Linked DNA regions of Homo sapiens: region 1 is linked to region 2. A link is a loop called in an ENCODE intact Hi-C map of the cell type or tissue named here. Cell type or tissue: Calu3. All regions are shown on one strand. Each heading gives the region's core, and the rest is flanking DNA. Links, peaks and the distances in the headings are about the cores only.

Region 1 (16,034 bases), core at 3,119-11,118, 80 kb before region 2:
GGCCCATGCTCTGCTTCAAAGATGGTGCCTTGTTTCTGTATCCTCACATGGCAGAAGAGATAGAAGGAATGGGGAAGGCGAATTTGCTTCCTCAAGCCCTTTTGTTAGAACACAAATCCCATTCATGGGCGTGGAGCCCTCAATGCCTAATCATTTACTACAGGCCCCACTGCTTAATACTAGTGTATTGGGGTTTAAGTTTCATCACTAATTGTGGAGGGACACCAATACTCAAACCATAGCAGACATAATAATAAATACAAACAATGCTAATGTTTTTTAATGTCAAAAGGCACTCATGAATTGGTCCAATACCTCTGCACCCCTCATTATAAGCACTGATCTTACCAAAAGCATGTGGCATATCATAACGGTATTACAAGTAGCCAGGAAATGATGTACTCATCTGTTACTGTCTTAGACAATGCTTTATTAAAATGGGAAAATATGGGCCAGGCACAGTGGCTCATGCCTGTAAGCCCAGCCTGTAATCCCAGCACTTTGGGAGTCAGAGGCAGGCAGATCACCTGAGGTCGGGAGTTCAAGACCAGCCTGACCAACACGGAGAAACCCTGTCTCTACAAAAAATACAATATTAACTGAACATGGTGGCGCATGGCTGTAATCCCAGCTACTCGGGAGGCTGAGGCAGGAGAATCGCTTGAACCTGGGAAGCAGAGGTTGCGGTGAGCCGAGATTACGCCATTGCACTCCAGCCTGGACAATAAGCGCAAAACTCCGTCTCAAAAAAAAGGGAAAATACAAAATGTACTATGTTGTAAACAAATAACAGTCTCAGGCTTTCAACTGCAAACAAGGATGATGGAACAGAATTGAAAAAGAAACGCAGAAAGTGCAGTTGCTCCTAAAGGAGTGCTTAAACCCTGACTGTTAGCTCATTCCCTGCTCTCAACTCTCATACTATCCCTTCCATCTACATTAACAGTAATATGTGTCCATTAAAACCGCATAAACTATCAGAAACTCTGACATTAGTGTGGCCTCAAAGGATGTCAAATACACCTTATTACTTTTTATAGTAACTGTTTGAATTGTCATCTGGGAATTTTGTGATTCTGCTTATATGGATTATCATAATAGAGTAGAAACTGTCCAATTTTTCCCATGTGCTAGCTTTCCTGATAAGAAGGAAGGAAAGGCAGCCAGGTTGGCTGTCACTGAAATGACTCCCCTTGGGCTCTGCCACACCCACCAACAGGGCAGGAGGACAAGTGAAGTCCACTGACCCACCCTTCAGAGAAGAGGTATAGGTAACAGCCCTTTGCCTGCCTCTCACAAATCCCAATGGAGAAGCGCACTGTACATGAAACGTATTCTTCACCAGCTGGCGCAAGGTATGAGCTAAAGAAGGAAACACATGATAAAAGCCCATTTTGCAAACTAGAGCCTAAGACAGTGCATTAGATTCTTTAAATGTTGCACTACATCACAACAAATGGGTTTGTTTCACCATATCCTTCAAGATTACCTAATTACTTGTTTTAAATCAACTTGCTTGCATTTAAATTTTAATACTAGGAAACATTTTAATGAAAGGGTTTTTTATTTTTCATTTCATATCCCTGGGTAGCTAATTTTTTGAAAAATATAATCAAGTTATATTATCTAGAAAGAAAATGGACAATTCCTTATCCCAGAATAAGTACTAGTGCTTTATTTGTTTAGCTGCAAACACAGAACTAAAACCATCGTTACTTAACCAAGGTTATGTCTCAAGTATGTCATAGTTTTCACTTCCACTGATTCCAGGGAGGACTGATACGACCAGTATTTTCTTTGCTTTTTATTTTTTATTTTTTGTTAAATTCCTCAACATACTGAAAATGCCCACTGATTTGGAACAATATAGAAAAGGTACCATACGAAAAACTCCAAGAATATCACAATTCTTGAAATATCAACAATAGAAATAGTGAAAAAAAATATTCTTTTCCTTATTTCTTTATCAAAAGTAGTTAAAAAAAGGATTAAAAAACACACATGGTAACACATAGGGAATACCAACACATCTCCGGGAGCAACCATCAGTTCAGCAGACACTAATACCTGCTATCCTCATTAGAATCCAGTTACTGGGGAAAGAAACAACCTTACAAACATTTCTAAGCAGAAATGCCTTTGGACTATAGCAAAACCAAAATTAGTTAAAGCTGCAAATATATAAATTCTCTCTCTCCCAGTATATTTATTACCCTTCAGATAGAACAATGAACAATTTGTACATGGGTTTTCTTTACTTTCAATCTACTCCATTCACATACATTAATGATCATTTCTGTTTTTATCCACTGTGTTTGGCAGAGGCATTTGTATTCATTCATTCTACAATGAATGCCAGGACTATGAGCTTCCTGGAACCCTGCCTCAGAGAACAGCGCCTATGTGAAGCATGTCAAGGAATGCCAGCATGGTGTGTACATCTTCTCCAGCAGTCTTCAGAATAACCCTAGGAGACAGTACTTTATCACACAGGGGAGAGGTTAAGGGTCCTGACTGCAAGAAGTGACAGCAAAGCTGAGCTGCATGGTATCAAGTATTCGTTAGTCTGGGGAGGAGCAGCTCAACTTGCTGCTAAAGGAGAATGCAGAGAAGCATAGAATGGCAGGAAAGGAGGAAGGGGCAGGTGGGCAGGAAATAAGGCTGGCCAGAAACAGCAAGGCACCATGAAGGCCCCTCCCTGGCTCTGCCTGCACCTTGAGAAAACCTCTTTCCTAAGGTCACCTGCCATCTTCCCGTTCTGTGCCAACCTCCTGGGAGAAACCTTCACAGATGGTCTGGCTACCATCTAGTTTTGGCACTGGGTTTCCACCTTCCTCACAAACCTCACAAACTGCCCCAAGTCCTGGGCAAAAGTAGGGGAGCAACCCTGCAGAAGGGCCTCATGACCTAAGAAGCCAGAACCAGGATCCAAAGGACATGGGGTGTTTACCCCCTCAGGCAACAGTGCCCAGTCCCTGCCACCTCCCCGAGCCCCAGCACCAGCCTCCTCCCATGTTCTTATGCAGAGCCAGAAACATTCAGCTGGGTCACACACGTTCACAAACATGTCCTTTGCAATACGTCAACAAAAGCTTCATGACCACAATAATTTAATTAAGTTTTTAGATATAATAACTTATTTTAGAGATCAAGGAGATTAGTCAAATTTCTCCCTTTTGAACTAAATATGAACATTTTATACAAGTGCTAACATTGTTAAACAGGTCTGACTTATCTAGCAGAGGTAGGAAGTGAAATGTATCATGAAGGACAGGCATGAATTTCAACTATTTAACACTATTCATTCTAAAATTCACTAATGTACTAGCTTATTTTCTTAATCGGGATATGTAATTCATCAAAATCATTAACTAGCTTGACAGCCCACAGTCATCATTACAAATATCAGATGCAATTACGCACACTGAAGAATTATTGATATTTATACTCCTGTTTGAAGCTAGAAACAGGTAATTTATCCAAAGCCTCAAATCTAGCAAATTATGGAAACTCTAATCTTTCAGATTCCTCATCGCTGATCATTTTCTACCTTCTTGTCTTTTTACTTCCATATTAAAAGTTGGAGGTTTTTTTCCCTCATCCTCTAAGTGATGGCATAAAAGTTTTTTATTAATAGAGCTATACATAATTTTAAGTAAATTAAGTAATTTAAGCCAGCCCTTTTAAAAAAATAATCTGTTATTTTTTTCACTGCACATGTGATAACTGGTTGCTATAGAAATATTTTAAAATAAAGATAAGCAAATTAAAACCCTGCAAAGATGACGCTAAAATTTAATAAACATCTTTCTATAATTTGTAATACAAGTAAGCATTCAAACTAAGAAAAGATCCTATTCTATAACCTTTCTTTAATCCATGACCGTGTATTACAAACATCTATCTACACATATCAATAAACGTACCTCCACATCATTTTTAATGCTAATTAGCATATCATGACTGGATGTACCATCATCTATTCAACTATCCCGCAGCGTTCAACATTTACTTGCTATCAATTTTTTCAGTTTCACAATCAACACTGTGAAGACTATCCAAATAAATACATTCTTGGGCAACTACTGATTATTTCCATAGGACAAATTCCCAGGTGTGGATGCAGGGTCACAGGGCACACATTTCTAAGGCTGGTGCCTTGGCATGCTCTGGGGTGTACTAATTTGCATAGTTTAAAACTGCACTGAGTATTTCCATTTGTCTTCTGCACCAATCTGAGAGGTGAGAAATGGCACTAACCTCTTTGCATTTCTATGACTACTAATGAGATTATATTTACGTTTTGTAGTTATTTGCTGACTATATTTCTGCTTTAGTGAACTGCCTGTCTTTTGCCCAGTTTTTCTAATTTTGGTGTGGAGGGACCCACAATTGTGCCTCTCAGTGCTTTAATTTTCTCTAATAAGATGGGGGTAATAACATTATCTATTCTATAGGACAGTTGTAAAAATTAAACAAGTTAATGTAAGTTCAGCCTTATGCCTGACACAAAGTAAGGACTCAATGAAGTTTAGCCATTTAAAGATTAATGAATTACAAATGGGAATTTCTTTATATATTAATGTAGTGCTGCTTCTCAAACTTGCCCAAAAACGACCCCTAATGGCAAAAAAGAGTAACTCATAACCTCATGGCATCTGAAGGTAAAAACCATGCAGCATACCAGATGTATCAAATTTCCTTAAAACATGGTTTTATTTTAAAATATTCAAGTACATTTTATATTCAGCTTCAAAATATTTCAATTTTACCATATTTTCCTTCTCACGAACTTGCTATTAAGTGACATCCAGGGATTACTTGGACATGCACCTTATTAAGGATATTAACCCACTACCTATCATATACTTTTCTATTCAGCTTGCAATTTTCAAAGATATACGTGAAATCTTCTTTCATGGTGTCCACCAATGATGTGCCGCTTCAAAAGTCTTGCTCCACTCAAGGATCAAATAAATACTCCCCTATATTTTCTTCTAATATATTTAACATTAAATATTTTTTTAAGAATTTTTTAGCGGGACAGAAATCCAAATTTGTTTTTCCTCACCCTCTTTTGCTGTCAAATATACTCTAAAATACTAAAGACTTCAAAATAAGTGTATATATTTACTTGTTTCATTAAATGTTTTTACAAAGTCTGCCATGTTAAAAATACGAGTGAAAGCTTATTTTTATTTTTTTTTTACATAAATACAAACTGGAGAGTATTCTATAATTTTGGACACAGCATTTAATACAAGAAATCTTTGAAACATCAGACAGTGGCAAAGACCCACCTACCCTTCTGGTGATTTTTCATGGGCCCTGCTGAATAGCTTGAGTTCACAAAATCAAATTCCTATCCCAATATGCACAATGCCACTGGATGTGCTAGATCAGATGGTCATCACACACCCAGATTAATGATCTACAGCACTACAGAAAGGTGTTACACTTGAGAGCCTTTTGGGTCCAGTAAGAGGGGCAAGTGCAGCACTTTGCAGCTCTCTGTCCCACCTCCATTGCCTAACTACATCTGTTCTCTTGGCCACATCGTGAACTCCAGGACATGCTTCCACTAGCACAGAGCTACAGCTGGACAAGAAGCAGACCCCTCTCTCTGCCTATCCATATGTAGCTGATTATAGAATTACATTCTTTACTTTCTAATACTCTCATGTAGGTTTTAGCATTTTCAGTATGTTTCACATATTTGTTTTATTTTCAAAAGAAAGAAATCAATTTTTTAAAAAGTTCCTGGGGCAGATCTGGTAAACAAAAATGGGAGAATGCACTCATGGTAACTGTCACAGGACAATAAGAGACAAAGGGAGTCCAAATTGCTTTTAAGAGGTTAATAAATATCAATACCTCGTAGAAAGAAAAATGTTTATTACATGCCATGTGTCAGTCACTACTCCAGGAGTTTACTCTCATTATTTGATTTAATCATTACAACTAACCTATCATTATTGTTCCAATTTGGTATTATTATCCCAATTTATAGATGAATTGCCCAAGATGATATTACCTGTAAATGACAATGCTAGGATTCAAACCCAGGCAGACTAAATGTCCTCTCTTTACCACTAAAATCTACTTAATGTCCCCAATTAAGCTAGGTACCTCCCCACCCCCCACCTCAGAAACTTAGCAAAAAGAGGCCTCTTTGCTAAGTCAGTGCTACAAAGACTACATCCTCCCCCCAAGAAGATCTTGTCACACCTGGTCCCACAGGGATGTGTTCTGCCCTGATTCTCCGTGGCTAAATGGAGCATGTTGGGCCAGGTGGGGTCCTTCCGTGGACGCCCGTTCCCACCTGTGCCCCACTCAAGCCTCATTCTCTCAGTGAAAGAATGAGTGGTGGGGGACCTGCACACACTGCTACTTGTCAGCTTGTAAGGCCCTCCCAATACATTCTATTTCATTTTTGTACTGTGTGTGCCTGTCTGTACCCACTTCGCACAGCAGCTACACTAAGTAACATGTAGAGATTAAACACATTAACAGTTTGCAATAGATTTGGAAGAAAATTATAACCTCATTTCACAAAAGACAGCACTTCAACTTGATGGTATTTTAGGTTAAATGCACAAACTTCCTACACATAAAATGGGCACTTCATTTAAGAAACAACTAATGTAAAGGGAATATAAACAATAGTATAAATAGCCCTTACTACATTAAGTTACATCCATTTTTATCATCTTCTCTTCAATATAAAACATACCGATTACAAATGTGTAACCAATAAATATCTTCTAAGACTCTAGGTCAAGGTTATAAGGAAAATCCATTCCTTACAAAGGACTTTGCAGGAAAAAAAATGTATGAAGCGACACTGTCCTCTGCTGGTGAATTTTCCACACTGTCTATGAATCTTTGAGTAGAAAATTTAATATGTTAATATTTAAGTACCATAGTCCATGATACAATTTACAGTCTAATAGTGACTTTTAATTGTATGAAAATGTTAAACAAATACATAGCCAAAGCCAATACAAAATTTCAGGCTGTTTTTACAACAAGGAATAAAGAACGCCATTTTATCTGAATATAGTTTCAACACAGAATTCCACTTTACTTCTTTCAACAGCATTTTGAGTTAGTAATTGTATTAGTGCTGTTTACTTCCATTTTAGAATCAACGTGAAATGTCCCTTAATTAGATATCAATTATTAATTATAGAGTAATGCTTTAAATGCTGAAAAAGTCCTATGAGTAAAGACACATATTTATACTACCCTCTTCCCCTAAAGTTTTGGCTACAAGTTAAATATTCTGGAGGAAACAAATTTTAAAACATCTCTGCTATGTGTCTATAAGATGCATTTAGACATTGGTCCAGAGCTCTACATGTACAGATACTACTGAAAACTTTAACAATAATTTTACTGAATTTTAAATAATACATGAAAATAGACTTGCAAAAAAAATAAATAAATGAATGTCAACCTCACAGAAGTAGACCGCATAAAAGATGAGGGTTTGCCTGTCTGTATCTCAAGTTCATTCCTCTGGCCATAGCATTAACCATGTTTATCTTTCATTTATTTTTCATTCAATTTACATATTTTTAAGATTGCTTTTTAAAAATACAGCTTCATGCTAAAGAAGTATTCCTTAACTACTCTTTGTCACATAACAATATATTTTGAAGATCATTATCACATCAATACATACACCCTGCTGTTTTTAACAGCTGTATAGCAGAGATTTTTCTAAAAATCTATTGAGTCAATCCTTTAATGCTTGTAAGCATATTTTCACAATAGTAAAATTGGGCAGAGGTGTTATAAATGACCTTGTTTAAAACTGGTTACGAGAATAGTTTCTAGAATCCTTGATCCATATCATAAATCTTAGATTGTTCCCATGAAATAAAATACCTATCTACGTCACCCATATAAATAAACAATACTATGCAATGCTGTTTTCATTTTTGCCATACTAATATTTAAAGGCAATTTCATTTTAAAATTCACTTGAGTCTACAACTGTGCACAAATAACTACAAAAATCATGTAATGCCAAACACTTTTAGTAACCCAAAGAGAAATTTTTAAAAACCAAACCTGCCTGGCACAGTGGCTGACACCTATAATTCCAGCACTTGGGGAGGCTGAAACGAGAGGATCACTTGAGCCCAGGAGTTCGAGACCAGCCCGGGCAAAAAAGCAAGACTTCATCTCTACAAAAAATGTAAAAATTAGCCAGTCATGGCGGCATGTGCCTGTAGTTGTCCTAGCAACTCAGGAGGCTGAGGTGGGAGCACCTGTAGTCCCAGCTACTAGGGAGGCTGAGGTGGGAGGCTCTGGTCAGTGTACCAGCCCTTTGCCTCAGAGACAAAACCATTGAGGCAGAAGACTTGGAGTCACTAATCTCCCAATTCGCCCATAGACTCTATTGAGACAACAACAGGTACTTAGGAACGGTATACCACGATGCTGAGAATTCCTTCCATAGTGTTGCCTGGAGAGGTTTACCCTGTGGAGTTTCCACAAACGAGAAGTACCATTTACTTCAATGCTTAATAATAATTACTTCTAAGAAAACAAATCTGACACCATCTGCAATCATGTCCATCAGTTCCAGAAAGCAAACGGAGAAAAAAAACAAGGGAAAAGTGCTCTCTCATCATGAAATCAACACACACAGCATCATGTTAATCTACAACTAAACTTGACATGTGCCCTTTGAAATTCTATGTCTGTATACTTTCCAACCTCAAAATGTTTCTTTGAAAACAGAGTGTGTTGCATCTTCCCAATTTTCTCGGTAAGTAGCTATGCGTCACTTACTCAGTCATTTGAATCTGGGCTCCAGATTCTCCACAACTCAAAGCCTGGATACTTTCAGAAATATGGATCTGAACTCCAAATCATTTTCTTCGTTTACACAGAGGCCACTCTAACTGGCAGGATCCTCAATGTGAACATAAAATAAAGGGTAATAGGAATTGAAGGAGAATCTGTGCTCAGCACATTTTTCAGTCTGAGGGGCTGAATGAAGTCACAGGCTGATTTAGCTTTGCCCCAGACACCTTCCATCTCAATAACACCAGCAAACATGTCTGTATAGTAACTGGATCAAAAAGCAACATAAATTGATCACAAGGACCCTACACTATAGAAATGCCATTTAAGATACCCTGCTATAGTTAAACCCACCTACAAATCTGAGAACGGCAGTTATCTGTTACGAAGTCTTGGTCATGCTTTCTCAAAAGAATCATTTTAGGGCTTAGGATTCAGCATTAATTCTGAAGGTCATAAGTGTATACAGCACCCAAATTCAGAAGAACCTCTCTGATATTCTAAACAAATGTCAAAGACTAAAGGAGGAAACCATGTTTTCTGAAAATTATGACCATATACCTAAGTATGTTCCCCCAAACTAATGGCTGTAGTTGTAAGGCAATCTAGACATTTCAGGACAATCAACACTTGGTAGAGTCAGTTTGAGGGGAAATTATACAACCGAGAAGAGTTTCATACAAGGGCTAATCAGGGTTTAGAAGTGTTTCTTCATAGTCTTTTCCCTCATCTATCCCTCAATCTCCTGCCAAGACGGCCTCCAATGTGTATCCCTGTTGGCATACTGATGTTACATTTGTTCCTCGTTAACTATATATACTATGGCATCCTCAAAAATAGAAAAGCTTGCATTTAATTTTTTAATATAGATGATATATACTCTTTGGCTGTTTGCTCTTTTAAGAAGCACATCAAATTAAAGGATATTTTAAGCACCATCTGCTCTCTGCAACAATGGACAATAATGTTTTAAATCTATAGTATCCTTTATGGTTATTGCAGTTAGCATTTTGTTGTGCTGAGGATTTTTTTGTTTGTTTGTTTTTTGTTTAATGTAGCCCTCCTTGCCTAGGCTCGTACTTAGAAACCAAGCTAGGTTTTTTTTTCTTTTGTGTTATTCCCAGTTTAATTTCCCATTGCCACAAAACTGTTGACTAACGCCGTTTAGTTACTTTTTCCTCTCGTATCTTCCAAATTCACTGGAATACTCCTTTATGATGCCAGAGAAAGGCATTACTAAAGGAATTTATTAAAGTTTTTCTTAAAAATACATTCCTTCAAATATACAGACCCAGTTATAAATGCTGTCATTCAGTAAAACAGAAACTGCAAAGGCATTATAAATCTCTTCCAGTATTAACTGTAGTGGAATAAGCCGAGGTGACAGGTGTGGACACAGCCCATCAACAAAGACAAGACTGGACCCGTGCACCAAGCACAAGCCCACCTACCATCTGCTCTGCACCCAGGGAATGCAAACAGAGCCATGAGCTAAGGTGTTCATTTTCAACATTCTGATTTGTTAACAAGATCTGTGCAATGAACTCTTATGTACTACTGTGGTTCTGTGATGCCCCTCAAAAAAAAAAAAAAAATCCACTGCAAACCACCTGTCACATTCTTTTGGGATACGCTACAACAATTTTCTTGTAGTAAGTATCTATAACCCAGAAATGTTTTACTTGCTGTAAATGAAAGACATATATAGATATAGGTATAAATATATAGATAGACATAGATACAGATTTTTTTTTCTTTTTTTTGAGATGGAGTCTCACTCTGTTGCCCAGGCTGGAGTGCAGTGGCACAATGTCAGCTCACCACAACCTCTGCCTCCCAAATTCAAGCAATTCTCCTGCCTCAGCCTCCCAAGTAGCTGGGATTACATGTACCCACCACCATGCCAGCTAATTTTTGTATTTTTCGCAGACATGAGGTTTCTCCATGTCAGCCAGGCTGGTCCTGAACTCCTGATCTCAAGTGATCTGCCCACCTCAGCCTCTCAAAGTGCTGGGATTACAGACGTGAGCCACCGCGCCCGGCTAATGAAAGATATATTGAACAGAATGATATATTAAAGACATGGCAAAATAATCTATAGGATCTTGAATAACATTGTGTAGATTTTCGAAAAGATACAGATATATGCTGATATTTTAAGAGATATACAATGAACTGTTAACAGTTTTTTACCTTTAATAAACTAGAAAGGGTGCCATTAAATATTTTTATTTTTACAAATTTCAACAATGGATATTTGGGTAGTAATATTATTAGCCATAGTGATTTCCTTTCCAATGCTTTTCTGTAAAATTTTTAAAAATTACAGTGTATGGACACAATTGGTTATTCAATGATTCCTATATCATTGGACATTTTAGTTACAATTCTATTTTCACTGATAAAACTGGCACTACAACAATCACCTTTTGCCTACATTTCTGCTCATTTCCTAAGAGTGTGAGAAAATGGTAAAAGCGCAAGAAGATGTTTACCAAGACTGATGCACACTGCCCACCTTCTCTTCAGGATGCTTACTCCAATCATATTCCTGCCAAGAGAACACAGTGCCCACTCTACCAACTACATTCTCCTGGGGACTGGGCATTTTCTTATTATCTTTACTAATATGATTTAAAAAAAGAAAAGAAATCATTATATAAGTTTGAAAACTGTTTCAATTTTATTTACCTTCAAAGAAACAAGTTTTCATGCTATTTCAATAATCAACAAAACAGTCATCTTTTTAAAAAATTAACACTCAAAATCAAAGGACAACCCTGAATATGCATTCCTAAGAACTGGGAATATGCTGCCAAAAATCAATGAAAATGATTATCAGGCCTTACAAAAATACCTTTTACGAAAATTTTAAACAGTTAATAGAAACTAATTGGGTTTTTTTAATCGAATCAAAAAACCTGAAGTATATGAAACTGATGTGGGAAATACAGTCAAAGCTTAGCAGTAATCTCTACCATCCAGGATGGTGTTTTTTCCAAGGGATTACAAAACACGGCCTTTCAAATTCAACAAGGGGCACAAGAGCTACACTGTGTTTCTGAAGATATAAGCAACAGCTCCTTCAAATTCCTTCTCTCAGCAATCTGGTCCACAAAAACCCACTGTTAGTTATTGGCACTTCTTTTCATACTGCCTTCATTTTAGCAAAAAAGTACACCTGAATGCGAGTGAGAAGTCAGTAAAACTATCTAATATCCATCTGCCCAGCCTGCTGTTGACACTTACCCTGCAAACACTGTCCCCACAGACACTGTTTCTCAGCACCTCAGGCCTGAACTCCACCAGTCTTCCCCCAAATTAATATTCAGGGAGTTCCCTGACATAAAAATGACCCACAATGAGTCACTTCCTAAATATGTACTTGGGGAGAGGGACATGGTGCCAGGCGAGTTCTCCCATCACCACCCGCATCCTCACAACCTGTGAGGCACAAGTGAACGCCCTCTTTACAGGTAGGAAAACTAAGCCTCACAGAAACATGTCATTTGCCCCAGGTCACACAACTATTCCACACAGAACGACAATTCCAACACAGTCCCAGGTGATTATGTTGGGTTTTTTACGTGCACTCCTGACAGCCATCAGGACATTTACTAAGCTCTTCAGAAAGAGGTATATACAGTGCATTCCTATCTTTAACATCTACTCTATTTCTTTTCCAACACTCTCCCTTCCTCCCCTTAAAAGTACTACTGGGCATGTTTACTTGATCATGAAATATGTGGGCACAATTCTATATGTGTTCACAACACCTATTAATTCTTGGAGAAAAGAGACTGTAAATGATATATGTACAAAACATTACACATCTCCAATTTATAAATAGATATTAAGTTAATGTTTTGGAACTCAAAATTCATACTGGTGGAAAAAAATAGAAGATGCAGAAGAACCCCAACCCAAACAACAAAGGCCTAATTTAACTCCCTAAAAACCCATGGCTCTCAACCCACAGCATCCACCAGAGTCACAGGAAGATTTCAGAAATGCAAATGTTTGTCCCTTATCCTCAGATATTCTAATCCTACTGATTTTGGTGGGGCCAGGGGTCCATACTTATAATGTTCCACAGAGCTGAGAACATAGACTGAAGTCTGTAAGCGCCACTATACAGAAACTACATGTCTTACTTAGTTTTTTAGCCACAGCACAGGGCCCACCAAATAATAGGTGCTAAAAGTAAATATGTGTCACGAAATGAGGTATCAGAAGCACATATTGTGGCAGATTCTGTCAATGAATCTTTTTCCTTCTTTCTTCCATCTTTTTCTTTCTTCTCCACAGGCAGAGCCCCTTTCCCTAAAAACACCAGTTACTCGCCAGTTACCTTTCCAGCCTTTCTAACAGTTGGCCACAGGACATAAAAGGATGTTTTCAAGTGTGTTTCAAGGAAAGATTTTCCTCGCAAATGGGGGTAGATGAGCCTAGTTCTCACACTGTCTCGCTTCCTGCCCTTGGCAGCAAGATGTCTGAAGTAAGCACAGCTATCAAGACAAGCCTGCCCAGAGACAGTGAATCTGAAGGACAGGAACTGCATGAGACCTCATGAGGTTGCTGAGCTGCTACACCAACCCTAGGAGCACATATCTGACAATCCCTTATGTGAGGTAAGAGCCCTTTTGAGATAAACCACTGTGTGTCACCTCAGCAGAACCTGCAGGGGTGGAAGTGCAGGAAAGCCTGCATGGATGAGAAGCTGTGGGAAGCCAGGGCATCTGACTATGGCAAACTCTGGGGGGTGCCCAGGGCCCTGCTGACTCTCCCACCAGTCCCTCCTTCCCTCCAGGGGTTGGCCAGCCTGCTTCTCTCAAACGTCACCTCATGTTCTGCCCACTGCTTTCTCTTCTGGGTAATCATGAGCCAGAAAACACACTACCAACTTTTGCCTTCTTCTGCAGTCACCATGTCTAGAATAGAGCCTTTAGTAAAAATTTTTCCTATGTGTTTACTATTATAAACACTGAAAAAATATGGAAAAGTCCAAACTAAGGCATTAAAAAAAAAAAGAATCCTAAAGCTTCAAAAGTGCTACACTAAAATTTGGCCCCTGATAATCATACAAACATACATTGAGATAGGTGGCCCTTAACTTTGACCTCATTCTCTATACACAAGTCCTTTTATCCAGACAGATGCCTCAGAACTTCCCCACACACACTTGATAAAATGAAAGAGAAGGTAGAAAACCTTTGCTCTCACCCCTACCGCCTTAATCAAAGAGCAAAGTCAAAGCCTCAGAGTTAACGACGGTTGCACTACAGACTAAAAAGGAATTCACATGTAGGTTTATCGACAGAGAAGACGAATCCAAAATAACATGTCCATTGGCTTCTCTTTGTGTTTTGAGACAGGTCTTGCATTGTTGCCCAGGCTGGAGTGCAGTGGTGTGATCACGGCTCACTGTAACCTTGAACTCCTGGGCTCAAGCAGTCCTCCCACCTCACCCTCCCAAAGTGCTGGGATGACAGGCGTATGCCACCATGCCCCTGGCTCCACTGACTTTAGGAATCCAAACTCAACCAATTGTGAGATAGAGTCCAAAGCCACTTGGTGGTGACATCAGCTACAGCTTTCATGGGACAAGACCATTCTGAATCTTCAAGAATCTTGAGAGTGATCCCACAAATCACACACGTGGCTGGCGCTTATTTAAGCCATTACACCTAGAAAAATGAGTCCAGAAGGGTACAGGACATTGGGGGCAAACCTACATCTAAGCCGGGCCTCACTGCCCTATTTTCTTCTTCATCCCAAACTCCCTCCAATTCAACGTAAGATATAGGACCACCCTGAAAATGACACATTGTAAAAAGGGGGCCAGTATAGGACAGAAAGCAATTATCTCTGAATGTGCATCATCACTGATCAAGAAAAATAAGATGTGTCTAGTGCCCAGAGCTCGATCTGACATATTGGAGACAATGTCAAATATTATTACTATTGTATTTAACTACAAGAAACTAGACTGAATTAAAAACAAACTAATTCTCAATAGAGTATAGAAGTTATTCAAAAGGCAAATTTACTTTCTTTTAAGGTACTGACAAACTATAGACTCAAAAGCAGATAATGCCTTGATTTCAGGTTAAGAACTAAACATCAGCATCATGAGGCTTATCACTTCCTTTCAAATCCCATAATGCAGCAAATGCAAGTTAACAACAAATGAAATCAGGCTCCCTAGCTCCAGACTTCAGCAATATATACTAACCAACTGGTTTGATACCATCATACCTGAAGTCTCAGACTTCTTGAAGTTTCAGATATCCTGAATCCCACAACTCAATATTTTTTCAGTATAAAAAGAGGACATAATGTGACTATGTTCTTCATATCTCTTAATACTTCTTCCAGATGTGTGAACACTCTCTCCAGAGGTAGAGGTTTCTCATGAGCTAGCAAGTTAAACACACACACACACACACACACACACACCCCCATGGAAAAGGCACAGAGGACTCATAGGGCAGTGAAACCACTCTGTATGATACTACAATGTCAGATGCCTGTCATTGTATATTTGTTCAAACCCACTGAATGTACAACACCCAGAGTGAGCCCTAATGTAAACTACGGACTTTGGTCTGGTTGCCTGGGTTTCCTTAAAAAATAAAAGTTTAAAAAAAACTATGGACATTGGGGGATAATGATGCATCATTGTAGGTTCTTTATTTGTAACAAATGCACCTCTCTGGTTAAGGATATTGATAATGTGGGGGGCTATGCACATGTGGGGAGAAGGGGAATATGGGGAATCTCTATACTTTCCTCTGAATTTTGCTGTGAACCTATAGATGCTCTTAAAAGTAAAGCAAAAAAATAAAAGAGCGCAGCAAAACTACTCATCAGCTCTGTTACACTGTACCATCAGAACCTAGGAATCAGAAACAGCAAAAAGTAGAGGTAAAAAAAAAAAAAATGCAGAACATAAAATCCCCATACTCACTAAGTTCATATTATATATGTCATGTCAGACACTTAAAATTGAAATGCCAAGAACTGTTAAAATGAACAATACTCAAAGCAGTCTACATTTTCTTTCCTTCACATGTCACAGGAACAGAGAAATATCACTATACTAGTATTTTGTGATCAAAAGCATATTAAAATATAACCTAGAGACTCACCACAAAAATGATCCCTGATTGTTTTAATAAAGACTGCCCAAGATTAAAGATTTTCTGGAAGGA
Region 2 (16,034 bases), core at 5,708-13,707:
GGCGAAACCCCATCTCGACAAAAAATACAAAAATTAGTTGGGTATGATGGTGCAAGCTTGTGGTCCCTGCTACTCAGGAGGCTGAGGTGGGACGATCACTTGAGCCCAAGAATCTGAGGTTACAGTCAGCCAAGATCGTACCACTGCACTCCAGCCTGGTTGACAGGGCAAGACCCTGTCTTAAAAAAACAAAAATGATATACAGTGCTAAAGGAATATAAAGTGATACAAACTCTTAGAAAAGCAATTCAACAGTATCTGGTAAAGTTAAATACTCTATGAGCCAGCATTTCCATTCCTACGTAAATACCTTTGAGAAACTTTTACACATGTACATCAGGTACCATGTATGGGATGTGTTCACAGCAACAATATTTATTTTTAAAAAAAAAGAAAGAAAATGTTCACTGGCAGCAGAATAAAAAAAAAGTTGTAAATTCACAAAGTAGAATATTATACAGCAAAGAAAATGAATGAACATTACAATAGCTTACAAAATAATATGGATCAACTGGGAAATACTGTTAGGTGAAAAATATCAAAGACCCAGAAAACTACACAAAGTGATACTATTTTTAATAAGGTCAAAAATAAGCCAAACTAAACATATTGTGTTAAAATACGTGCATGCATGAGAAAACTATTTTTTACAAGGCAAGAAATCAAACACAAAATTCAGGCCACCCCAGAGTGATGGGGGTGGCATAGCAGGAAAGGACTAAAAAAGAGTGGTTGGTCCCTGAGCAGTGCTGTTAATGTTGTAGTTGTTGACTGCATGGTGAGTTTGGGATATTCAAAATCATTATGCTTTAAAACTTAAATATATTGTACATATATAAATCAAATATTAAGATTTCAACAAGCTGATTTATTTATTTATTTTTTTGAGACAGAGTCTTGCTCTGTCCCCCAGGCTGGAGTGCAATGGCATGATCTTGGCGCACCGCAACCTCCGCCTCCCATTTTTTTGTAGAGATGAGCTTTCACCGTGTTGGCCAGGCTGGTCTTGAACTCCTGACCTCAGGTGATCCGCCCGCCTCAGCCTCCCAAAGTGTTGGGATTACAGGCGTGAGCCACCACACCCAGTGATTTTTTTAAGTTGTGCACTTTTATTCAACTGGTCTCAAGTCAGTGTACAGGTAAGCCCTGGCTGCCTGTACCCACTCCCAGGGAGACCAAAAGCCTTCATACATCTCAAGCTGGGGGACAAAAGAGGGGGGCCACGAAGGCTGATCATTCAAAATAAAACAAACTTAAAAAGTATTAAGGCAAAAATTTAAAAAAATTTGCATTACCTAATTTACAAGAAACCTCCCCTATGTGGACTCGGAGGAGGACTAGGCCATTCTCCTTAGACACAAGTCGGGTGGCTTTTAGGAGGGCAAACAACTTCCTGTAACAATGCATCTCACGATATTTGGAATGACTATTAAAAAAAAGAACAATGTACAAACAAGAAATAGAGTCCTCAGCCACACTGCAGAAATTTGGGGGATGTTCACTCCAACCGACTGCTGTCACCTTCACCGTTCCAGTTTTTAAATCCTGAGTCAAGCCAAAACAAAAACAAAAACAAAAACAAAACAAAACAAAAAATAAAGCCATGCCAATCTCATCTTGTTTTCTGCACAAGTCAGGTTTTGTCAAGAAAGGGTGTAACACAACTAAGTCACAGTCCGCCTAGAAGCATTTGAAGGATGGATGATGGAGCCGGACTCATCATACTCCTGCTTGCTGATCCACATCTGCTGGAAGGTGGACAGCGAGGCCAGGATGGAGCCGCCAATCCACACAGAGTGCTTGAGCTCAGGAGGAGCAATGATCTTGATCTTCATCGTGCTGGGCGCCAGGGCGGTGATCTCCTTCTGCATCCTGTTGGCAACGCTAGGGTACATGGTGGTGCCGCCAGACAGCAATGTGTTGGCGTAAAGGTCTTTGTGGATGTCCACATCACACTTCATAATGGAGTTCAAGGTAGTTTCATGGATGCCACAGGATTCCATGCCCAGGAAGGAAAGCTGGAAGAGTGCCTCAGGGCAGCAGAACTGCTCGTTGCCGATGGTGATGACCTGGCCGTCAGTCAGCTCATAGCTCTTCTCCAGGGAGGAGCTGGAAGCCGCCATGGCCATCTCCTGCTCGAAGGCCAGAGCAACATAGCACAGCTTCTCCTTGATGTCACGCACGATATCCCACTCAGCCGTGGTGGTGAAGCTGTAGCCACGCTCGGTAAGGATCTTCATGAGGTAGTCAGGTCCCGGCCAGCCAGGTCCAGATGCAGGATGGTGTGGGGGAGGGCATATCCCTCGCAGATGGGCACACTGTGGGTGACCCCGTCACCGGAGTCCATCACGGTACCAGTGGTACAGCCAAAGAAGTACAGGGACAGCACGGGCTGGATGGCCATGTACATGGCTGGGGTGATGAAGGTCTCAAACATGATCTGGGTCATCTTCTCGCGGCTGGCCTTGGGGTTCAGGGGGGCCTCGGTCAGCAGCATGGGATGCTCCTCGGGAACCACATGCAGCTCCCTTTAGAAGGTGTGGTGCCAGATCTTCTCCATGTTGTCCCAGTTGGTAATGATGCCATGCTCGATGAGGCACTTCAGGGTCAGGATGCCTCTCTTGCTCTAGGCCTCGTCGCCCACATGGGAGTCCTTCCGACCCATGCCCACCATCATGCCCTGGTGCTTGGGGTGCCACACGATGAAGGGGAAGACGGCCGGGGGTCATCGTCACCTGCGAAGCCAGCCTTCCACATGCCGGAGCCGTTGTCGACGACGGGCGTAGCAATATCATCATCTATGGTGAGCTGGTAGCGGGTGTGGACAGGCAGCAGAGCAGTGAGGGCCAGGGTCTGTGCTCACGGGGCGGACGTGGTCTTGGCCAACAAGATGATTTTTAAAATCATGACAAAGAGACTATCGGCCAGATGGGGTGGCTCATGCTGTAATCTCAGCACTTTGGGAGGCCAAGGCGAGCAGATTGCTTGAGCTCAGGAGTTCCGAAATCAGCCTGGGCAACATGGCAAAACCCTGCCTCTACTAAAAATACAATTAACTGGGCATGGTGGCGCACGCCTGTAGTCCCAGCTTTTTGGGAGACTGGGGCACCAGAACCGCTTGAACCCAGAAGACGGAGGTTGCAGTGAGCCAAGATTGCATCACTGCACCCCAGCCTAGGTGACAGAGCAAGACTATCTTAAAAAAAAAAAAAAAGACTATCTCTTGAGTCATATCCCATGAGGCCACTTCTGTCCTGGCACCACACACGGCAGGATCTTACTGACAAGAAGATAGTGGTATATTTCTCAAAAACGACAGAGGCATTTTCTTAAGCAGTGACTCCTAAACAAACATTCTTCACGGCTCTGACAGATGTCAAAAAGTATAAATCACTGGGCTGCGGATTGGACAAACTTAAAATGGCAACCGCAGAACAGAACTCTTCACAATTCTCTTGGTCAGAATCAGCTAGTGAATAACTATCTCGTTAAGGCCTGGAGACTTCTGTCTTGCTTTGCTTTAGTACTGCCACCTGCAGCAGCTAACACTGATTCAGTACATACCAGGGAGCAGGCCCTGTACGAGGTGTTTTATTTATGTCACCTCATTTTGTCCTGCCAGCTAAACACTACCATCAACTATTATCAACACTGTTTTATAAATGAGGGGACTGCAGCAAAGACAGATAACTTGCCAAGACCTCACAGTTCATAATCACAGGGCCGGGGTTCAAGGGTGAGAATGAAAATTCTAACCCATGCTGGCTCTATTGTTTCTGAAGCCACGTGGCCAAACGATAAACCAGTAAGTCAACTCTGACTACACACTTTTTATATCATCAGGGAGGGAGAAACTTCCCTCTATCTCCCAATATCTAGGAAAGTCAGTACTTTGGTAACTACATTTTCTATTTTTTTTAAAAGACTCCCTGTCAAGAAGATGTTTTTAAAAATACTGGCATAGAGGAAGTGCAGGATATACTCACAGATATGCATTCTGTTTTTTAAAAAAAATAGGCTAAATAGAAATATTAATTTTATTTTACATATCTACAGATGGCTCTTGTAGAAAATCCTAAAGGGGCCCAAACCATATGAAGCCCCCCTTTAAAGGAGATCAATTATCTCAACATATACTAAAACAGCCATATCCCATGCTCAGAACCATCAAGGTACCTTTACATATGAAAAATTTAAAACACAATAATCTATACTACTTTACGACCAGGCACAGTGGCTCACACCTATAATGCTAGCACTTTGGGAGGCCGAGGCAAGCAGATCACCTAAGGTCAGGAGTTCAAGACCAGCCTGGCCAACATGGTGAAACCCCATCTCTACTAAAAAAAAAAAAATACAAAAATTAGCCAGGCAAGGTGGTGGGTGCCTATAATCCCAGCTACTACAGAGTCTGAGGCAGGAGAATCCCTTGAACTCAGGAGGCAGAGGTTGCAGTGAGCTGAGATTGCACCATTGCACTCTAGCTTGGGCAACAAGAGCAAAACTCCATCTCCGTAAAAAAAAAAAAAAAAAGGCCGGGCACAGTGGCTCACGCCTATAATCCCAGCACTTTGGGAGGCCGAGGCGGGTGGATTACGTGGTCAGGAGATCGAGACCATCCTGGCTAACATGGTGAAACCCCATCTCTACTAAAAATACAAAAAATTAGCTGGGCATGGTGGCGGGCGCCTGTAGTCCCAGCTACTCGGGAGGCTGAGGCAGGAGAATGGCGTGAACCCAGGAGGCGGAGCTTGCAGTGAGCTGAGATTGCACCACTGCACTCCAGCCTGGGTGACAGAGCGAGACTCCACCTCAAAAAAAAAAAAAAAGAAAAAAAAGAAAAAGAATAATCTATACTACTTTATTCATATTTTCTAGACTATTAAGCCCCTTGACAAATTCAACTTTTTTTTTTTTTGAGACGGAGTCTCACTCTGTCGCCCAGGCTGGAGTGCAGTGGCGCAATCTCAGCTCACTGCAAGCTCCGCCTCCCGGGTTCACACCATTCTCCTGCCTCAGCCTCCCGAGTAGCTGGGACTACAGGCTCCCACCACCACGCCCGGCTAATTTTTTGTATTTTTTTAGGAGAGACGGGGTTTCACCGTGTTAGCCAGGATGCTCTCGATCTCCTGACCTTGTGATCCACCCGCCTCAGACTCCCAGAGTGCTGGGATTACAGGCATGACCACCGCACCCAGCCGACAAATTCAACTATTTAAACTGTATATAATACAGTATAACACAGCATCTCAAAGTCATCATGTCTTATAATAAGCTTTTATGGCAGAGACTGCCTAAGTACTCAGGATCTAGTTTCACCTTCCTTACTAATGGACCTCATTTAATTGAAAGAGCAATATAGCTGAATGAAAACTGCATTTCCAGCTTCTCTTGCAGCTAAGGATGGTCACAGTACAGGGTTCTTTCTGGCCAACGAAAGGTCAGCGGTCATCACTGAGTAGAGCTTCCAGAATAGAGCTTTGAAGGACTACCTCAGCAGGCACAAGCCCTTTGTGCCCTTCACTCTTCCTCCCTCTTCCTTCCATGAGACATTCAGACATGATTATTAGGCTCAGGCATCTACCAGGAAAACATGAGGGTAAAGATCTCATCATAGGCCGGGTGCGCTGGCTTACACCTGTAATCCCAGCACTTTAGAGGCCGAGTTGGCTGGATTACCTGAGGTCAGCAGTTCGAGACCAGCCTGGCCAACATGGTGAAACCCCATCTCTACTAAAAATACAAAAATTAGCTGGGCGTGGTGGCACACACCTGTAATCCCAGTTACTGGGAAGGCTATGGCAGGAGAATTACTTGATCCAGGGAGACGGAGGTTGCAGTGAGCCTGGCCGACAGAGTGAGGCTCTGTCTCAAAAAAAATAAATAAAAATAAAAAAGATCTCATCATAAAGAAAGCAGAAGAATTGGGAGGAGTATGGGTCTATAATGACATCATGGAACCAACACACTGGCCCCAGGCTACTTACCTCAAATTTTTACATGAAAGAAAACTAAATGCCCAATTTGTTTCAGCCACTGATTCTGAGGTCTTTATTACTGGCAGCAGAATATTGTCTGACTGATATATTTCTTCGATAGTAAAATCCACAGATCCCCGCTTCCCCCACTGACTAGTGGATTAAAATAAGAAAAAAAATAACAGAGTCTATGACACTAACGTGATCTAACAAAAGGAAAAGTGAGTACCACTTAATTCTTGAATGGTAGCAAAGTATGGGCTGTACTTGAGCCTTTTCTTAACCACTAATACCTGGAAAATCCCAGTTTAAATAAAGAATATACCTGTTCTTCCCAATTCCTCTATACCACTCTGTGATTTTTCCTTCAGTTTCTCCCAGTTGTTGGTTTTTTCCACCTTGCTTCATTTTCTCTACAGCTGCTATTTCTTAAAGCAATGTCAGATTTAACACACTCTCATAACACATGGCAGAGGGCTGGTGCTACTGAGTTTCCCTTTTATTCTTCATAAAGAAAAACAGCCTAAGGTACTTCCAGTGGCCTCATTTTCATTCTTCATTCTTCACAGAATAAAATTCTGGATCATACACATAGGCACATTATTCCTTCAATGGAAAAGGAAAACTAACAATAATTCTCCTAAATATTAAACTATACTTCATCATTATAGGACATTTGGAAAGTAAACTTTAAAATATCAAATATATAAATCTGCAAAGAAGAGAAAACCATTTTATCATTTTAGTGACATCTTTCTCTTAAAAACTTGTTGTAACTAGCATATATTTAGAATCAGACTCCTGGCATTCATGACTCTAACTCTGCACCAGTGACCCCCCAAAAGCCCACTGACAGCTGGTGACTTATTTTGAAGAAACCATACTAGGATGCTGGGGTGTGGGAAGCAGCTCCACGACCTCCCTCATCTCAGCCAGACCTGCTGCTCTCTACCCTTGGGCAAGTGAATGAATTATGAGGGAGATTGTAAGCAATACTGGAAATCCAGAGTGGGCATTCCAAAATCTTGGAGATATATCTATACACGGTTATCCTGGTTTCCTCACATACCACTGTGTTACAAACATTTTCTTAACATTTTATTGTACATATTACTTCATGGCTTTAACAATTTGTATCCGTATTTCTCCTTTGTAACATGTAAGTTGTTTTACATTTTTTGCTGTAATAAGGAAAACACTAAAAAAAATTTTGGTACAGAAACACTGCCCCATATTTTTGATCATCTGTAAAACAGATTCTAGGAGAAGTTGTAGATGAATGGTTCCTTTCTGACAAGAATTACTTGAATCTTTCTACTCTATTTATAAATTCACCCCAGAAAAAAAACACAGGCTTTTATATCTTACAAAATTATAATAAAGATGAAATCTAGATTATCTTTATATTCCTTTTTGTGAAATGGAAAACAGCAGGCCCAAAGCAGGAACTGGGCTTCCAATAGATATACCTTATCAAAGCCCTTCTGTAAACCTGCAGGCAAGGCTGGGTTGCAGGGGAAATGCCCTTCTGACCAGCAGAGGCCTCAACAGACACCAATCCAAGACAAGAAGAGCTCCAGAGTATACACAGTGTTCAAGCTCTAACCATCCTTCCTGGTGACTGTCTGAAAGAGTAGAGACAGAATAGGAAAGGGGGGTCTCCCAGCTCTGCCACTAAGTAGGAGTCATCTAGGATAAACCCTAACATTCAGTCTGAGCTTCCTTATCTATCAATGTGTTGACTATTATACCAGATGATCTCCAAAGTTTTTTCCAGCTGAAATTGTCAATGACTTTATGTTCACCAGCCAAATTCAGCACTAAAACTCTCACTTTTCACCTCTGAGTTTCATGTTCTTTCTCCTTTAGTAATTCTCACTGAATTCTCACTGCTGTGTCCCTAATACTTTCCCACAGAAATCTGCCCCTCTAGGCATGCCAATCATCCAGAACTCACAAAACAGGCTCAGCTTCCTCATCCCTCACATTGCTCACCATGCCTAATGTCCATAATGCCCTGGATTCTCAGTACAGTCTTGTGGACTTTGCCAGTGCCCAGTAATCTTCACCTCTTTACACTCCTACTGTGTGTAGTATTCATGCCATCCACCAGGCTTCTGCCTGTATAGTGTGTGTTGTTTATCCCTCAGGGAAACCATTCATGACTCTCAAGCTAACCAGTAAGCTCCTTGCACTGGCCAACACCCACCATTGCTGACACGTCTCACAATCATCGATCACTCAGAGTGATTCTCCACACATATTTGTTGATTTATCAATTTACCAGGTTATTAAACATTTAAGTATGTTTCAACTGTGAAGTTTAACAGTTGAGAGGTAAAGAGAAGAGTGAAAAGAGAAACGGCCAATTCTACTCACATCCTATCCAACCCAATTTTTTTTTTCTTGAGACGGAGTTTCGATCTTGTTGCCCAGGCTGGAGTGCAATGGCGCCATCTCGGCTCATGCCAACCTCTACCTCCCAGGTTCAAACAATTCTCCTGCCTCAGCCTCCTGAGTAGCTGGGATTACAGGCATGTGTCACCACGCCCGGCTAATTTTATATTTTTTAGTAGAGACGAGGTTTCTCCACTTTGGCCAGGTTGGTCTCGAACTCCCAACCTCAGGTGATCCACCCACCTCAGCCTCCCAAAGTACTGGGATTACAGGCGTGAGCCACCGCACCTGGCCCCACCCCAAATTTTTAAACTATGTCTGACAGAAGATCAGACGGTCTCTACGTGAACATTCCAAGGTCAGTATTTCCTTACCTCAAGTGGCAGCCCAACCTGCTCTGGGGCAGATGTATTCCTTAGAAACTTATTCCAGAGATGGCCGGGCACGGTGGCTCACACCTGTAATCCCAGCACTTTGGGAGGCCGAGGCAGGCAGATCACAAGGTCAGGAGATTGAGACCAGCCTGTCTGACATGGTGAAACCCCGTCTCTACTAAAAATACAAAAAATTAGCCGGGCGTTGTGGTGGGCTCCTGTAGTCCCAGCTATTCGGGAGGCTGAGACAGGAGAATGGCCTGAACCTGGGAGGCGGAGCTTGCAGTGAGCTGAGATCACGCCACTGCACTCCAGCCTGGGCGACAGTGCGAGGCTCCGTCTCAAAAAAAAAAAGAAACTTATTCCAGAGACAGACTGAATTTTCCCACAGTGATCCCACCTAACCTTCCTACTTGCACCATTCTCAGGGGCAACAACCACATGGGCTTTAACTGCTCTTCCAACAATTCCTGCACCATCCCAGCTGTGCTGCTCTGGCAACACCCCTCTGAAAACACAGCTTCTAGAACTAACGGAAACATTCTGGATGCAATGTGACCAATAAAGCTGTCCATCACCTCCCCTGTCTGGATGATAACTTTTGGGGTCATGCAAGCTGACCTGCTTCACTAAAGAGCAGCCATAACATGCTAGCAGATAAATGAGCTGTGATTACCTAGAAGCCTTATTTCACAGAACTAAAACCTGAAAGTCACAATCCTACAAGCCAATAGCTCTCTCTCTGCGTCAAAACCTGTCTAGGATGACATCTTTGCCTTGGATGTGAAATTTAGGCAGTTAGTGTTCTGGCTTTGAACGATTTGTTATTTCAAAGTAAATGATATCCTGACATGATAAAAATAAAAAATGGAAAGGAACTCTCCTGGTGACTCAAACCGTTTAAACTGTTTTACCTCATTTGGAAACCCACAGCCTCAAATAAATTTGCTGTCCAAGAGCACCATCTGCTGGATGAAGGTATTTAAGCTACCCCATTGAGGGAGAGGGAAAAAAAGTCTATAGGTTAAATGCCACTATGTCTAACACCTTGGTGTGAAAAGATTCCCATGCCTCACCAACAGGTTTCTTATAAAGGAGCTCTTGATTTGACAAAATTCTAATACAAGAGAAATCTGGAACTGACAAAAATTCACTATCATTGAATTTAGTTCATCTTAAATATTGCTTATCATAAAGTAAACATTTCTGAGCTGGAAGGAACGAGAGAGAGCAGTTAATTCAATTTCTTCCCCTTGTAGATGAAGACTCTGAGAAAAACACAGAGCTTTCCTGAAAGTCACAGCTAGGAATGGCAGACATTGATTATAAACGAAAACAGGTCAAATATTCTGTGATGTTTAATAAAGTCTTCAATCTCAAGAAGCTGCAGAAGAATGGCAGAAAATGGGGCAGTGGGTGTCTGTGCAAGGTGCCACTCTCTCAGGTTAGCAGCGATCTGGCCACCCACTGTGGACTGTGCCCTGCCCCACACTGACCAACACAAGATCAGGAGCTGTCATACTCTCCCGCCTCCACCCACCCACATCCTTCATATTAGATTTATCTGCTTTCCTCTACCTGTGAAAACCATCCTGCCAATAAAAACAATAAAAATAAGATACATTTTCTTTTTTTTTTTTTTGAGATGGAGTTTCACTCTGTCGCCCAGGCTGGAGTGCAGTGGCGCGATCTCAGCTCATTGCAACCTCTACCTCCCAGGTTCAAGCGATTCTCCTGCCTCAGCTTCCCCAATAGCTGGCACTACAGGTCCCTGCCACCATGCCTGGCTAATTTTTTGTATTTTTAGTAGAGACAGGGTTTCACAATGTTGACCAGGCTGGTCTTGAACTGCTGACCTCAGGTGATCCACCCACCTTGGCCTCCCAAAGTGCTGGGATCACAGGCATAAGCCACCGCGCCCGGCCAAATAAGATAAATTTTCAATCATCTTGTTGAAGAACATCTATCATCATGGGAAAGCATTCACAATGGGTCAAACAGAAGGGGGATAAAACTATGTTCATTGTACCACAAAAATTTTTTTTATATGCAATTATGGAGCATTCATAGAGAAAAAATGGAAGGAAATATACAAAACAGTTTTGACAGCTGTTTTCTCTGAATGCCAGGATTATGAATGATTTTCATTTTCTCTATGTAATACCTTCCCATATTTTTCATATGTAATGTTTATATTAACAAAAAGGTAACTTTTACCTTAAAGTGGTGTAATTTATACTTATAGATTATCAAGAAAACTAAAAACAAAATGGAAAGAATAGGACACCAACCACCCATCCACCTAGTACGAGCATAGCAAAAAAAAAAAAACTTTTCCCCAGCTCAAGAAGAAATATATAAAACATTTATATTTTTTTGTATTAAGATTCTCCACAAGGCCAGGCACAGTAGCTCATGCCAGTAATCCCGTAACTTTGAGAGGCGGAGGCAGGAAGATCACTTGAAGCCAGGAGTTTGAGATCAGCCTGGGCAATATAGTGAAATCCCGTCTCTACAAAAACTACAAAAAATTAGCTGGGCATGGTGGCGCACACACGTAGTCCCAGCTACTCAGTAGGCTGAGGTGGAAGGATCACCTGAGCCTGGGAGGTGGAGGCTGCTGTGAGCTGTGATTGTGACACTGCACTGCAGGCTGTGCAATGGAGTGAGACCTTGTCTTAAGAGAGACAGAGAAATAAATAAAAAAAAGATTTGCCACAATATTTTTCAAACTGTTTTAAATTTTCTATCACTTTTCCATTAATAAATACCTGAAGATAACAAAAGCAATAGGCCAGCAAATTAATATTGAAGAAAAATCTTGGAGGTACAATTTAAAATATTTTCTATATTTTGAGATGCAGAGACATGAGTTCACATGCTGTCCACTTGTAAAATTTTGCCTGGTTTATAAGACAAAACACAGGACATGATGTACCCCAAAGAACTCCATGGCTTCCAGTTTGAGAATCACTGTCTCTGAAGGTGATTCGTTCTTTCAGAAACATATCAGGAATGCAGTTACCTGAAGGCCAATAAATAAAGATAGAACACAGTTACCTTGCCCTAAGATCTCTGCATCATCTATGTGCAATAGATAAGTCATCTTTTGCTATGTATCTTACCGAAGCAGTTGTCAAGGTGTTTTCCGAGGACCACAGGAAGACACGCAGACCTTGTCAGAGGGTCTGTGACATCAAAACTATTTTCAAAATTATACCAGAACATTAATTAGTATTTGCCTTTTTCACTCTCATGAGTATAGAGTTTTCCAGAAGCTATAGGACATATGACTTTATAACAGATTAAATGTAGAAGCTGATATAAAAATCCAGCTATCTTTTTTTTTTTTTTTTTTTTTTGAGACCGAGTTTCACTCTGGTTGCCCAGGCTGGAGTGCAATGGCACTATCTCAGCTCACTGCAACCTCTGCCTCTTGGGTTTGAGCAATTCTCTTGACTCTGCCTCTCGGGTAGCTGGGACTACAGGTGCATGTCACCACACCCGGCTAATTTTTTTGTATTTTTAGTAGAGATGGGGTTTCACCATGTTGGCCAGGCTGGTCTCGAACTCTTGACCTCAGGTGATCCACCCGCCTCGGCCTCCCCAAGTGCTGGGATTATGGGTGTGAGCCACCGTACCTGGCCACAATCTTCTATTGAGCTAGACATAAGAGATTTGAAAAATGTAAAATAATGTGACTCTTCCTACTAATTTTTTAATTGGGGAAATACAGTCACCTTTTCTTTTTCTGTCTGCTCCTCTCTACCCTATGGTCACCTTGTATAAAATAATGTATGTTGATATATAATGGACTGTTTTAATGAATTAAATATTTTTTAAATATTCTCTTAATTTTTTTTTTTTTTTGAGACGGAGTCTTGCGTGAGCCACCACGCCCGGCCTTAATTTCTAATACAATAAAAAACAATAGATATAACCTCCTTAAATGAAAGTTATTTGAGGTTCACAATAATTATTACAATTGTAACAGGGCCTTAAGATGAAAGTTTGAGAACTACTGTCTTGGAGTAAAAGAGTTCAGAAAAATGCACACTGGGGAAGCTCACCTGAACCCTCTTCACCCTTCTCATCCGAAGCCCTCCCCAAGCCTCTTGCTGTAACTAGACCATCTTGCTGCAGTCTGTTATCAGATCACAATATTTTTCACAGCTATTTTTCCAATGCCATGCACTCATCAGACCCTATGCTAGAGACTGGAGCTAGAGAATACATGAGAAATGACACCTGTCACCAATGAACTCAGAGTCTACTGCAGAAGAAATAGCCACGAAAAGAAATACCACAAAAACAAATACAAGTAACCTTCATCCTCTGTTATCATTTTCCAACTATTTGCTACAATAATTTTTTTACCCAATATTCACTGTCCAAATCAAAGACTCTCTATGATGGTGTCCACCAACAGAACTGTTTCAGTTGTATACAAATCTAGGTCAGAGAATATAGTCTGCAGCTAAGTTGTATCTCAGATGTTTTCCCAAAAGGATTATTTCTAGCGCCCACATTAAGTGTATTGGCATTACTGCTGTCATCTTCCCATCAGTATGAGTGAAAATGTCTCCTGAAAAAGTAGAAAAACCCGAGGAGAAAGTAAGTGAGCATATGAGACCTACAGAAGCCTACGAAGAGTTGGAAGTGATGGTGCGTACTGAAGGAAGGAGGCCCATCAGATATTAACTTGACATGTCCCAATCTCTTCAACATAGCAGAGTTGCTCCTGAAGAGCTTCACCATGTGACTCAAGATTTTGAAAAACTAGAGAAATTCCTTTTGCAGTGGACTCATAGCCATTCTCAGGGTAGGAGACCAATGATTATCTGGCTGGTACAGGAGAGGGTAGGGGACACCTTTGGAGATCTGGAGGCAGCAGCAACGAAGGAGCAACGTGATTCAGTGAAGGAGCTAAGTTTCAAAGCAAGTGCAAAATGGTCTGAAACATCCAACAACAGTGTGAGATAGCAGAAGTTGAAGGTGACAGGTAGGGCACCATCCCCTCACAGTGAAGTGTGGCTACCTTCCTCCAGTGACCTGCAGAAAACTATCATCAAAGATGGTTACACACACAGGAAATTCTCAGTCTTTATGAAATGCTATCCCATAGGTTTATTACAGAATCCAAAGGCTAAATTGCTCCATGGGTACTCTGACAGTGAGGATAAGCTACCCCCTTTTGGTGCAAAACATTGGTTCCAAGGGGCCACTGAAGACTGACCTGCATGTTATGCTATGAGGCATTTAAACTGGAAAGCCAGCACGATGGAGAATAGAGATGAGGATGAGAGGAGGAGCTATGTGTCACCGCTCAGCAAAGGGAAAATCTTGCAAAGACGACTTGAATACACACAATACACTGGAAGGTCCATCTAGGGTTATAGATTATGAAGGTAATAGCATGAGCAAAACATGTAGAACTTCATTTTATACCTCTATTTAATGAAGCATTACCACGAGAAGAATCATCATTATGCTACACAATAGGTATTGCTAGAAATGCAGCCCAAAATAGGACAGAACACAAACCTGATGATCCTTTGTCACTGTACTAACATAGGTAATGCTGATGTCTATTCTTAGCTCTCACACACAGAAAAAAAGAGATGTAGCTTTGCCTTCAAAGGTCGATGCAGGTGTACATGGCTACTGGCCATCTCAGCAATGTTATACCTTCTGTCTTTTCTACAGACATCTGCTGACTTGCAGGTCCTTTAGCCAAATCTTATTTTCTCTCAGTCCCTCTTTTATCTTTATCTTTGTGTGTTTGTTTTGTTTCCCGAAGAAACTCCTGTGCTGCGTCTAACAGAAGGCTGAGTATTTTAATGTAAAGGCTTGTTAACAAAGGCTAATTAAAACTTCATCGGCAGACCAGCCCTTAGTGAAACATAACAAAAAAAAATCCAGATCTTAAGTTCCTTATGTGTATGTACTGTTTCCAAAGAATCATCTAGGACTTACTCAGGACCAAAGATGGCTCTATTTCTAAGATCTTGTTTTAACTACAGAAGGTTCCTGAAATTACCAAACACTCCAATTTCTTTCTTGCAATGAATCAATGTAGTCAATTATATTAATCTCATCCTCCTGAGAACATTCCAATTTTATTTATATCCCATCTATCTCAAAAAGGATTTGTACAGTCTTCCCCAAGAACAAATAATTATCCTCCATATAAGGGGCTGACAAACATTTTCTGCAAAGAAACAGTAAATATATTAGGCTTTGAAGGCCATATAATCTGTCACAACTAAAGCACCTCTGCCACGGTAGTGCACAAATATATAATATGCAAATGAAAAAGACTGGGCTCCAAGAAAGCTTTATTACAAAAACCAGCAAAAGGCAGAACTTGACAGCCAAACCCTGCTCTTCAATATATACCCAAAGGCTGGATTCGCCCCATGCCTTTGAGAGTCTTGGTTTTTTGGTTTTAAAAATAATAACTTGCTTAAGTTGTGTTACTGTTGCCATAGGTTACTGTCCATGGTGTTCAGATTTTTTAGTATAACCTAAGGAAATCAAGCTCTGAAAGCAGCAGCAGAATAAAAGAGGGGCCAGCCGGGCACAGCAGCTCACGCCTATAATCCCAGCACTTTGGGAGGCCAAGACAGGCAGATCACTTGAGGCCAGGAGTTAGAAACCAGTCTGGCCAACATGGCGAATCACGGTCTCTGCTAAAAATACAAAAATTAGACAGGTGTGGTGGCATGCACCTGTAATCCCAGCTACTCGGGAGGCTAAGGCAGGAGAACTGCTTGAACCCGGGGGTGAAGGTTGAGACCGCGCCACTGCACTCCACCCTGTATGACAGAGCATACTCCATCTCAAAAAAAAAAAGAATGAAAGAGAGGCTAAGACCTGACAAAGGGCTAATATCCAGAATCTACAAAGAACTCAAACAAATTTACAAGGAAAAAACAAACAACCCCATCAAAAAGTGGGCAAAGGATATGAACAGGCGCTTCTCAAAAGAAGACATCTATGCAGCCAACAGACACAAGAAAAAATGCTCATCATCACTGGTCATCAGAAAAATGCAAATCAAAACCACAATGAGATACCATCTCACACCAGTTAGAATGGTGATCATTAAAAAGTCAGGAAACAACAGATGCTGGAGAGGATGTGGAAAAATAGGAACGCTTTTACACTGTTGGTGGGAGCGTAAATTAGTTCAACCACTGTGGAAGACAGTGTGGTGATTCCTCAAGGATCTAGAACTAGAATTATCATTTGACCCAGCCATCTCATTACTGGGTATATACCC

What was found. A loop is a pair of places that touch in the nucleus more often than their neighbours do. Peaks named below come from ENCODE experiments on the same cell type or tissue, not always from the same donor. Only the 100,000 strongest peaks of a DNase experiment are listed, where the experiment ranks them.
Region 1: it touches region 2 in a loop (6-fold over the local background); 11 of 110 quality-filtered maps call a loop at or near these places.

The regions. Positions count from the first base shown.
Region 1 is chr9:6,898,788-6,914,821 of GRCh38, reverse strand. All of the region lies in intron 8 of KDM4C (lysine demethylase 4C), which reads right to left. Among named protein-coding and RNA genes, the nearest start is that of KDM4C, 150 kb to the right of the region's middle. In Calu3, for the core only: CTCF peaks have their summits at 6,542 and 6,813 (motif pointing left); no DNase peak of the experiment used is centred there.
Region 2 is chr9:6,821,224-6,837,257 of GRCh38, reverse strand. The region is part of intron 4 of KDM4C (lysine demethylase 4C); the gene reads right to left. It also overlaps the pseudogene ACTG1P14. Among named protein-coding and RNA genes, the nearest start is that of KDM4C, 71 kb to the right of the region's middle. RefSeq lists an enhancer at 1,936-2,657. In Calu3, for the core only: no CTCF peak of the experiment used is centred there; a DNase peak (open chromatin) is centred at 9,707.